Linked DNA regions of Homo sapiens: all the other regions are linked to region 1. A link is a contact called in ENCODE Hi-C or POLR2A ChIA-PET data. All regions are on one chromosome and are shown on one strand. The core of a region is the stretch at or near the end of the contact, and the rest is flanking DNA. Distances in the headings are between cores, read along the strand shown.

Region 1 (3,599 bases), core at 1-2,500:
GGGAGTTCCCCCGCCGGCCGCGGAGGGGCCGCCTCCCCCCATGGCCCCGAAGCGCTGCTGAGCGAAGGACGAAGACGACGAGGAGGCGGAGGCGCTGGAGGAGGGAGGCGGCTTGGAGCCGGCAGCCGCCGCCGCGCCGGAGCCCGGAGTGCCACCTCTCGGGGAGCTCAGCGCGTAGGCCGGGGCGGGCGGGGGGTAGGCGCTGCGGTTGGGGTAGTAGGAGTTGTACTGGTGGTTGGGGAAGCCGTGGTCGTGAGAGTTCTGCTGGGGCCCCGCGTAGGGCTCCAGGCCCCCGCCGCCGCCGCTCTGCAGCGCTGCCAGGCCAGGGCTTTGTTGTCCGCCATGTTGTTGGTGGAAGACGGCGGCCGCGGCGGCGGCGACGGCAGACGGGCTCCGGCCGTAGGGTTGCCCGAAGCCGTAGGCTGGGGGCGGCAAGGCGGCCGCGGCTGAGTGAGGAGGCGCCCCCACCCCATCGCTGCTGCCGCCACCGCCGCCGCCGGGCGGCTCCGTGAGGTTATTGTTCAGGGCGGGCCTAGGGCCCGCGTTCCCGTTCGAGTTCTTCAGGTCCGGCTCCGCGCCGGGCCCGCCGCCGCTGCCGGCTCCGCCGCCGCCGCCACCCCCATTGCTCTCGGCCCCGTCCTGCAGCTCCTTTCCCAGCGGCTGCGGCGGCCCCACGGCGGGGCCCTCGCTTTCCTGCCCGGCGGCTGCCTTCATTTCCCCGCGCTCGGCCGCTGCCGCCGCCGCCGCCTCGCCCCCCGCCTCCTCCCGCTGCTGCTGCTCGGCTTTCTTCAGCTCCGAGGGCGGCGGCGGCGGCGGGTTGCCCAGGCTGCTGGCGGCGGCGGGGGCGACCTGCGCGGCCATGATCCCCGCTGTCTCGTCCGCGGAGAGACCCGGCCCTGTCTTCGTCTTCTCCCCCCCTCCCACCCCGCCCCGGGGCCCAGTCCCCCGGGCTGCCCTCCCCACCCGCCCGGGCGGGCCTCGCGGGGCTCCGCTGCTGCGCTGCGCTCGCTCCTCTCCCCCCCGCCCCGCCGGCTCAGGCTCCGGGCTGGCGGCGGCGGAGGAGGAGGAGGCGGCGGCGGCGGCCGAGGCGCCGGCGGCTCAGCTGCTCCCGGCTCTGTAGGCTCGGGACCCGGCTCTCCCGGCTCATTCCCCCCAAGCCCTTGCCTGGGAATGAGGGGGGCGGTGGAGGCTCCGCTCCCCAGGGCCTGGCCCCGCTGTGACTCTCCGCTTTCTGCTGCCGGAGAAAGGAGGAGGGAGGGAGGGAGGGAGGCGAGGGGGAGGGGGCGGGGAGGGAGGGAGGGAGCGGGGGGAGGGGGACCCGGGACGGGCGGGCTGGAGGGCGCGCGGCAGCAGCCGGGGCGCCGGGAGCCAGAGTCAGAGCGCGGGCCGAGCCCGGCGCCCTGCCTCCCCTCGCCAGCTGCGGCTTGGGTCGAGGCTGCTGCGCGGCAGCGGGCGGGCGAGCAAGCGGTCGGCCGGACTGAGCGGCTAGAGCGCCCCACTCTCCTCCGAGTCCCCCTCACTCCGACACGAGGCTCAGCACTGCCATTTTACCCAGCGCCGTCGCGGCCGCCTGGCAAACCCGGAGTGGAGAGCGGAGCGGGCGCAGGCCGTGGAACGGACTCGCTCCCTTCCCTTCACAAAGGAGGAGGGGAGAGAACAAGCCGCGGCGGCGGCAGGCCCTCAGCCGCTTTCGCTAGGCAGCGCCGCCGCCGAAGGCTTCGGAGAAAACCCGGCCCGGAGCCCGCGCATCTCTGGAGCCTGCGCCGCCTCCCTCCCGGCGTCCCTATCCAGGTCTGTCCCCTCCCGGCCGTACCGAGGGGAGCGGGCAGCGTGAACTTTACCCGCGGCTGCAAAATTGGCCAGAGCCTGAGACCGCGGCCGCCTCGGCCCAGCCCTGACCCCCTGGCAGCGGGCCCGGTCCGTTGGCTGCTGCTTAGCACCTCTACAGCACTTTTCGTCTTCAAAGCCTTCTACGGACCCCGCTAAAGACCCAACCTTTTTTACCCTCTTTGCAAGCCCGAAAGAATGACTGATCATTGTTCAGACGATTCGTTTCCCACTCGCCTGCCCTCATTAGCCGGTCCTTACAAGGCTCTGGGGGCATGAGGTCCGGATTATCCCCATTTTACAGAATTGAAAGAGAGGGGAGGGAACTGCCTGTCACTTAAAGTCAGAGGGCAGAGGAGGGTGACTTTAAAAAGAAGTGGAGTCACCAAAGCTGCCTTCGGTCTACTTGCCTTTAAAAAAAAAAAAATCAAGTTGTGAGCACATTCAACAATGGGATCAGAATATCAAAATGGATTTGAAGTCAAAACTGATCATCTCACCACTAACTTAAAATGGAGGCCACTGAAGTTGCTTTAGGAGCATAGAACAGTTACCCAGCAGGAAAACCTAAACACCGTTTCTCACTCCCTCTTAAGAAAACTTAGCCTACCATGACAAGTAGCCCCAGTCTCCAAAGACAGTACCTTCTAATACTGAAAACCCACAGAAGAGGCTCCAGGGACTGCAGGAACCTGAGTGTTCAAACCATTACAGAAGAGAGATGCAGAAAATGGAAACCATTTTCTCCTTGAAGAAAAGGCACAGTCCAACAAGTCACTTAGAAAATGGATGCTTGTCAGATTTGTTTTCTATCCTGTAGCGTAAAGATTGTTTAAAGTTTACCATTACATTCTAAGAGACCCCGATTGAGCTGGAGTTGGGTAGAAGGCCAGGTTTATCTGAAAAGATCGACATACACAGAAAGCTCCAGTGTTCTCCTGATCTACAGGCCCCACCAAATCCCAGCAGCAGCCTTTTCTTCCTCAGGCTGACTTGGAATGTTCTGATATGACAGGCTACAAAAGCCAGAGGGGATTCCAGCTCCTCACCAGACCCAAGGCTGCCTTGGGAAAGGCCCAGGCCAGTGTTCCTAGACACCAGGATCTCTTTTCCCCCTCAGATTTTGTAAAGGGAGACTTCATGGCCACAGGAGCATTATCTTAGATTATGCAGGACCCGGGAGTGCTGGCAATGTCCCTGGTCACTATGAATAATTCCAAAGCCTGAACTCATTTCTCTCCCCAAGAAAACTTACTGCATCCTACACCAGAAAGGCAAAACCTTCCTGTTAATCTAAGAGTGATGAGATTTAAAAAAAAAAAAAATCCCACAGTTTTATTCTTCTCCCCTCCCCCGGCCTCAAGCCAAGAACCAAACCAGCCTACCAAGAAGATCCGACTGACTGGTATGGGCCAGTGCCCTCTTTTCACTCACAGTCCTCAGGGGCAACAACTCTCCCCGGTGCATTAGGTCCTAGAAACCAAATTATAGGCTGCCTCATAAATAGAGCTTGGCTATTTAATCAACTGCCCCTGAGCTGGCAAACAGTCCTGAGTCCTGCACACAAATGAGGATTTTTTTACATGCCATTACTCTGCCATTTTCCTTAGAGCTGGGGTGTAATGGGAAACCTGGAGCCCAGTGAAAATCTGGAAGCTAGAATGGATTTCTCTCCAAAGAAAGCCCTCATCCCCTTTCTTCAATGGCTGTGAAATATGGAAAGCGCCAAAAATCTCCTTCCCTACACGTGGGCAAGCTGTTTTGAAAACAGT
Region 2 (3,599 bases), core at 604-3,103, 3.4 Mb after region 1:
TGTCTTTCTCTCTTTCTTTCTAGAAGGAGTTTCACTCTTGTCGCCCAGGTTGGAGTGCAATGGCGCAATCCCGGCTACTGCAACCTCCGCCTCCCGGGTTCAAGCGATACTCCTGCCTCAGCCTCTCAAGTAGCTGGAATTACATGCACGCGCCACCACGCTCGGCTAATTTGTGTATTTTTAGTAGAGACGGGGTTTCACTATGTTGGCCAGGCTGGTCTCGAACTCCTGTGCTCAAGTGATCGTCCACTTCGGCCTCCCTAAGTGCTGGAATTACAGGCGTGAGCCACCGCGCCCGGCCTAAGACTCCCAGCATTTCTGTAAATCTCACACCCCATAACACAAAACTTGGATCTACCCAGAGATTTAACTTGGTACTGGGCACATAGTAGTCGTTTTCAATATTTCTTTTTCTTTTTTTTTTTTTTTAAGACGGAGTTTCGCTGTTGTTCCCTAGGGTGGAGTGCAGTGGTGCGATATTGGCTCACTGCAACCTCCGCCTCCCGGGTTCAAGCGATTTTTCTGCCTCAGCCTCCGGAGTAGGTGGGTTTACAGGCACGTGCCACCACACCGGGCTAATTTTTGTATTTTTAGTAGAGGCAGGGTTTCACCATGTTGATCAGGCTGGTCTCGAACTTCTGACCGATACACCCGCCTCGGCCTCCCAAAGTGCTGGGATTACAGGCATGAGCTACCACGCCCCGCCCGTTTTCAATAATTAAATATAGGTTTGTAGGTTCTGAGAAATTTAATCATCCTTGAGTGCATCTGGAAATCTGCAGACCACTGCTTGACTTCCTCCACTTCCTAAGGGTGGGGCATTGGAGTTTGGGGTTGGGAAAAAAGCGCTTGCACCACAGAAGTGAGTTCGGAAGGTTTCTATGAGACGAGACAGGTTTGGACTAAGGACAGGGAACAAATCAGTAGGAATGGCAGGTGAGAAATAGGTTTAGGACTAACACGAATTATAGTGTCCTTTGGGAATTACCCCTTTCCCCTGCATGGCTCTTTTGGCTTCAGAGATGTATATAGCTGCTTTATTTTATGAATATCAAGTAGCTCCAAACCCTGTGGGGAAAAGCTCCCTGCTCTATCACTTGTGTTACACATTGCTTTTGAGTCATTTTAACGATTTCCCTCACAGTCTGCCACCAACGATGTGTGGACGGCAGCCAGGGAGGGAAAGAGGCATTTCTCCGATCGTTCCAAGGAATGATTATCTAGACAAAATCCTCAGCAAAATGACGAGCCAAATCATCCTTAAATCGTGTGCTCACTAGAGGCGAAAAGATGACCGAAAGAGGCCCGAACGCGTGGCTATGGGCGTGTCTGGGGGGAACGCCGGCCGCGGGGGTGCGAGGGAGGACTCGGGGGCTAAGGGCGGCCGGTGGCGGGACGCAAGCGCCATGGCGGAGCTGGGCCAGTGCTGACCATAGGGGGCGGGGCTCCGGAGGCGGCCACGCGGCGCGAGGCCTAGATTTTCGGCCTCGCATCGGCGGCAGACGAAGAGGGAGGAGCTTCGTCCACCCAGGACCCAGCGCCCCCAAGCCTTGCAGCCACCAAGGGCTTCCACCACAGACCCCTTTGTGTGCCTGCCCCCGCCCCGGAGGCGCCCCAGCCAGGGGCGCTGAGCACCCTCATTGGTTCAGCCGGCAGCTTCATCGATTGGCTCTCGAGTCGTCCGGCGTGGTCCGTTTTGCCTGGATACTACTGGTCGTCTGAGCTGCCTGTCAGGCCGCCTCGCCAAGCGATTGCCCCGTAGCTCGGAGTCCCTGGAAGCAGTTCCGGGAAACCCCGCGTGCTGCCGGGATCGCGTCTCAGTCCATCAGGGGGGGGAGGGGGTGGCGCGCGCGCCATTTCTAGTCGTTTTCAAAGCGCCTCGCGCTGATTCTCACGGGCCCGGCTGCCGGCCCCCGCTCTGCCCTGGTGAGTCTCGCGCCGGCCCGTGGGGGGAGGGGCCGGGAGCCCCGATGCGACCCGACTCAGCCCGGGCTCCGTGCCTGGTCCCGTTTCGTTTGCGCTCCGAGGCCCCGGGGTGGGGGTGGGGACGGGCTGGGGGCGGCTTCGGTCTAGTCCGCCCGCGCGGCTGTGGGCCTAGCCCGGCCGAAACGCTTCTCGCCCTCGCTCTTCCTCCCCCCGCCCCTTTAGCCCGCGGTCCGGCCCGCTGGGCGCTCTCCGCGCGGCCTGCTGGGGCCGGCCGTGCTTTTCCCGCCTCCGCTCGCTGCTCCATGCGGCCGGATCCCGCGAAGGGCCTGAGGCGCCCGCGGCCCTGCCGCTTCTCCCCGCCGGAGCCGCTTCGCTCCCGCCGCGGCCGGCCTAGCCCGAGAGGGATGTGCTGATGATCCGGACGGGCCTGAGGGGATGGGGGTGGGGGGCGGAAGGCGGGGTGCAGATCCCAGGGTTATCTGAGCCGGGAGAAAAGTTTTGTGTGAGCAGAAACCGAAAGGCCGATTTGTGTGGGAAGCCTCCCTCCCCTCCCACATTCTGCATGCCGCGGGCTGAGATTTGAAGGAAAAAATGACTACTAGAGGCCGTAGAACTTAGGCTCCAAGCGGCGCCTGAAATGGATAATTCTGAGACTGTCAGAGGCGCACCAAATTGGAAAGGCGATCCTTTTTCTTACACGGTAGTGGCCGTATTGCCAAATTTTTAAAAAAGCCCAGGGCTTCTTGGAAGGTTCAGTCCTTTCACACTACCTGTTTGAGATTTTTGCAGTCCTCAAGTGGCTGAATTGATGTCTCATGAGTCAGTCGTAGGATGAGAGCTCGACACTCCTAAGCCATGAGATAACCGTTAGTCTCATTTCGTTGGTTCTTTTAAAGCCCGTCTCTTAATATGAAGAATTTGCACAGAGAGGTTCAGAAAAAGTCAGGGAGGAGTTAGTGCTGACATCCCGAATCTCCCAGCAGCCCTTTTAAATCTTTAAATGTCTCCTTTTTTTTTGCAAAAATGTTTAGATCAAATGACTCCAGTCACGTTAGTATATTTGCTGCATCCAGAAATATGGTTTGGCTGTGTGGCATTGTGTTGAATGCCACATTTGAATGAGTTTCAAATGGTCTCATATGACATAAAAAGTCTTTTCAAAATGAGCATTTTGTATTTGGCTTGAAGAGAGAGGGCTTTCCTTGATCCGAAGGTTTTATTTTCTGGAATCTAATTATTTTACGGTTTTTTTGTTAAAATTTACAAACTTTTTTTGAAAATTTTAACCAATTTCAGTATCAACTTGTAGAGCCTTTGCAATGAAATGGTAGGCATAAATATTTCTGTCTTGTACTTAATACACAACTTGTCTTTTTGCTTTACACATACTTAAAAACCCCACCTTAACAGATGTTCATTGAACTTTTCTGTTAAAAATTTGCCTCTTTTCTGTGACTGATAGTATTCCTAGGTACAATGCTGTAAGGGTCTTGTGATACTGAGAACTTTTGAGTTCTGATGATCTTAAGGTAGTATGTGGGGATGGGGGAGCATGGGAAAACAGAACCTTATGTTCGCAAGGAGATTTTGTGTTTTAGGATGCATCTTTATAGAAATAGGTCGTGTTAATCAGTAAACGTATTCATCTCACACAATACAGTTTCTTGATCAAA
Region 3 (3,599 bases), core at 1,100-3,599, 3.1 Mb after region 1:
CTGGGAAATAATAAATGCGAAGGTGCTTTGCAAACCTAAATCACTATACAAGCCTGAGGCATCAGCTGCAGTAGTAGAGGAAGGAAAAGAAGGGAGGAGAATCTGGGTAGACTGAGCACCTTCCACACAACTGGCCCATGCTGGGTCCCCCAGGCAGTAAGAAGACTAAGATCAGATGGAGTGAACACATCAAGTGCTTTGCAGAGAAGAGGCATTCAATAATTATCGAATGAATGAATGAGTAGACCCAATTAGTTCCATTTTATAGATGGGAAAATAGAAGCACCCAGGATAACTCAGCCAAAGTCTACACAATTAGTTTAAACAAAAAAAGAAGAAGAAGAAGAAGAATGGGCATTTGCACAGAAATCTGCCTGGCCCGTGATTTTTCTAGAACCCTCTGGACTTGACCGTTTTGCCACAGAAGTCTGCAAGATAGGAAAAGAAGGATCTTCTCTTCGGTTATTCAGGAGTTCCTACAGCCATTATTTTGCCTTTCCTGACCAAATAGCTGGCACTTGACGGCTGTAGCATGTAAAGACTGACTTGCCCACTCACAGGTTTTCTTCCTCTTTTCTTACTGAAGAGCCTGTCCTTGAAAAAAACATTCCAGGAAGAAATCTTTCTTGGGCCACAGAGCCCTGTGGTTTGATGGAAAAGAACGAGGCTTCAAGACTGGCTCTGCTATTACTTGTAGTGTGACATTGGGCATGTCTTAAATGCCTTCCTTGGGCCCCTCAGCATCTTTCACCTACATATCCAAATTTCACACAACCTTGGACTTCTACAATTGGAAAGGATTTTAAATAATCACTTAGTACCATCGTCTATTTTACTCACAAGGCAATTAAAGCCAGAGTACCTGGGCTTGTTCAAGATTACATGACAAATTATTGTCAGGGCTAGCATGATGAACCCAGGGCTCTCAATTCCCAGTCAGTGTCCTTTTCAACCGTTTTGCGACTCTCTTTGGCTCTGAGCCCCCCTTGTCCTGTTAATCAGTGCCACACATTATCGAACTCTTGTTTCCTGTGTTAATCTTGTCTCCCCAAATTGTGAGATTCTTGAAAGCAGGAGCCACTGTTTTATGCGGAGGGACTCCATAAATATTCACCAATGATTCATTAGGAAAGCAACTATTGGGGGAATCCCACTTGGTCATTTCCAAAATGGAAAGCAGCATCTTGGAAGTGCAGGTCCCCAAATGTCTAGGGAGGTGACAAGAAGGCAAGCAAAGAATCAAAGAATACTGAGCACAGTGTCCTGTTGCAATACAGGACTTAGTTTGCCGGCCCTCTGGTTCCTTTCCTGGTCTTTCAGATGGAGCTGGAGCTACTTCAGCAGGGCTAAGAATAATCAAGTCCAGGTGGCCTGCCCTTCCATAGCAGAAAGGGACAGACAATAGAGCAATGAAATTACCACTGTTTTCTACACAGAGGTGTGTGGAAAGTGAAGAGAGGGGAAGTTAAGAAATTTGCTGACCCAATTGGGTGGGGGGGGGCTCTTAAAAAGGTTTATGTAGAAATTGTCCCATCTGTGCCTCCATATTTAAAACCTTGTCCAAAATTCTAATTGAACTCACAAAGCACAACTGTGCATATATTTAGTTCGTTATGGAGTTTATGGGGCAGAGGGTCCAGGCTCCTTTTTTCCCCATGCAAAAAGCATGGGCTCAAGCTTTCTTCTTTTCCCCTGTTGCTCAAATAAATAGTGTTCTTTGCTCAAACCCCCTTTCCCTCCTCCTTCTGCAATCTCAGCGCCTAGCGCAAATCTGTTTTCTTCATTGTAACCTCAGCTTCACCGCAATTAATTTTTTTTCCCTCTGGTCACAAGATAATTCCTGACGCCAGTGAGTCTGGAGGTCAGACGAACAGCAAATTGGGGAACAAGGCGGCACTAATTCCTTACAAGTTTCCCTTGAAAAATCTTTCGCTTAAAAAAAACGGGGGGTGGGGGGAGCTTCTTTGCTGTTCAGGGATTTATGACCTCGGAGGAGCTGTGGCTCGAACCAGTGTTGGGCTAAAGGCGGACTGGCAGGGGGCAGGGAAGCTCAAAGATCTGGGGTGCTGCCAGGAAAAAGCAAATTCTGGAAGTTAATGGTTTTGAGTGATTTTTAAATCCTTGCTGGCGGAGAGGCCCGCCTCTCCCCGGTATCAGCGCTTCCTCATTCTTTGAATCCGCGGCTCCGCGGTCTTCGGCGTCAGACCAGCCGGAGGAAGCCTGTTTGCAATTTAAGCGGGCTGTGAACGCCCAGGGCCGGCGGGGGCAGGGCCGAGGCGGGCCATTTTGAATAAAGAGGCGTGCCTTCCAGGCAGGCTCTATAAGTGACCGCCGCGGCGAGCGTGCGCGCGTTGCAGGTCACTGTAGCGGGACTTCTTTTGGTTTTCTTTCTCTTTGGGGCACCTCTGGACTCACTCCCCAGCATGAAGGCGCTGAGCCCGGTGCGCGGCTGCTACGAGGCGGTGTGCTGCCTGTCGGAACGCAGTCTGGCCATCGCCCGGGGCCGAGGGAAGGGCCCGGCAGCTGAGGAGCCGCTGAGCTTGCTGGACGACATGAACCACTGCTACTCCCGCCTGCGGGAACTGGTACCCGGAGTCCCGAGAGGCACTCAGCTTAGCCAGGTGGAAATCCTACAGCGCGTCATCGACTACATTCTCGACCTGCAGGTAGTCCTGGCCGAGCCAGCCCCTGGACCCCCTGATGGCCCCCACCTTCCCATCCAGGTAAGCCTCGAAGTCGGGACAGGGCTGAACACCCAGGCAAGGATGCTGCGGGACCCTCGGAGCTCCCGATTGCCTCGCGTAACTCTTCCCTCTTTTCCTCTAATCAGACAGCCGAGCTCACTCCGGAACTTGTCATCTCCAACGACAAAAGGAGCTTTTGCCACTGACTCGGCCGTGTCCTGACACCTCCAGGTGAGTATCTCCTCTCTTGGAGAGGGAGGTTTAAACGGCAAGTCCTGGAGTTGGCAGACGTTTTGAAAAATTGCCACTCACTCGGTTTAGGGAAACTGAGGCCAGAGAGGGACAAGTGACTTGCCCATGGTTGCATCAAATGAATGGCAGAGTCAGTTTCCATGTGATGTGCATTTAAGCCTTAAATGCGCCTGGGCCCTGCCCTCCCGCAGTGGCCGAGGGTCTGGCAAAGTAGACATGGGTCCGACTAAATACAAGTCTTTCTGTTCCATGTTGTATAGGGAGCTGTCTTCGGCAGCCCCCTCCCAGCTAGTGTCAATTCCAAGTAGGAGGGGTAGCGCAAGCTCCGCCTGTGGTCTTTGGCGCCAACTGGGTGGGGGCAGCGTGGGGCGCGGAGTTATCAGCTGGAGGTACAGACCAAGTTTCCTCCCTGGCGCCGGCCAGTCTGCGGACGGCCCCCGCCTCGGCACGCTCGGCGGAAACTGACTGCTCCTTGGTCTTCTTTCCTCCCCCGCCCAGAACGCAGGTGCTGGCGCCCGTTCTGCCTGGGACCCCGGGAACCTCTCCTGCCGGAAGCCGGACGGCAGGGATGGGCCCCAACTTCGCCCTGCCCACTTGACTTCACCAAATCCCTTCCTGGAGACTAAACCTGGTGCTCAGGAGCGAAGGACTGTGAACTTGTGG

What was found. A loop is a pair of places that touch in the nucleus more often than their neighbours do. ChIA-PET counts read pairs that join two places held with the same protein, here RNA polymerase II (POLR2A). Pooled maps may share reads with other maps.
Region 2: a pooled map shows a loop between it and region 1 (6-fold over the local background). The contact joins the promoter of HNRNPR here to the promoter of ARID1A in region 1. A Hi-C loop is called at or near these places in 2 of 50 pooled maps. POLR2A ChIA-PET finds 5 or more read pairs at or near these places in 2 of 52 experiments (Caco-2 and T-cell).
Region 3: a map of gastrocnemius medialis shows a loop between it and region 1 (7-fold over the local background). The contact joins the promoter of ID3 here to the promoter of ARID1A in region 1. A Hi-C loop is called at or near these places in 1 of 168 maps with a recorded cell type or tissue (gastrocnemius medialis) and 2 of 50 pooled maps. POLR2A ChIA-PET finds 5 or more read pairs at or near these places in 1 of 52 experiments (IMR-90).

Annotation. Positions count from the first base shown.
Region 1 is chr1:26,693,666-26,697,264 of GRCh38, reverse strand. It overlaps ARID1A (AT-rich interaction domain 1A), which reads right to left and starts at 1,250. Exons shown (of 20, transcript NM_006015.6): 1 at 1-1,250. The coding sequence starts at 861. LOC124900417 (translation initiation factor IF-2-like) reads left to right here and starts at 860. Exons shown (of 2, transcript XM_047439473.1): 1 at 860-1,048; 2 at 1,300-3,599. The coding sequence starts at 860. The coding sequence ends at 1,986. LOC101928728 (a long non-coding RNA gene) reads left to right here and starts at 3,134. Exons shown (of 1, transcript NR_135804.1): 1 at 3,134-3,599. RefSeq lists silencers at 1-236, 287-616, 987-1,146, 1,237-1,566 and enhancers at 545-1,480, 1,481-2,417.
Region 2 is chr1:23,342,538-23,346,136 of GRCh38, reverse strand. It overlaps HNRNPR (heterogeneous nuclear ribonucleoprotein R), which reads left to right and starts at 1,853. Exons shown (of 11, transcript NM_005826.5): 1 at 1,853-1,926. RefSeq lists silencers at 1,311-1,430, 1,941-2,300, 2,311-2,380 and an enhancer at 1,336-1,920.
Region 3 is chr1:23,558,251-23,561,849 of GRCh38, reverse strand. It overlaps ID3 (inhibitor of DNA binding 3), which reads left to right and starts at 2,349. Exons shown (of 3, transcript NM_002167.5): 1 at 2,349-2,723; 2 at 2,831-2,915; 3 at 3,435-3,599. The coding sequence starts at 2,424. The coding sequence ends at 2,890. The region is part of intron 2 of LOC124903876 (a long non-coding RNA gene); the gene reads right to left. RefSeq lists silencers at 2,036-2,282, 2,150-2,409 and an enhancer at 3,350-3,479.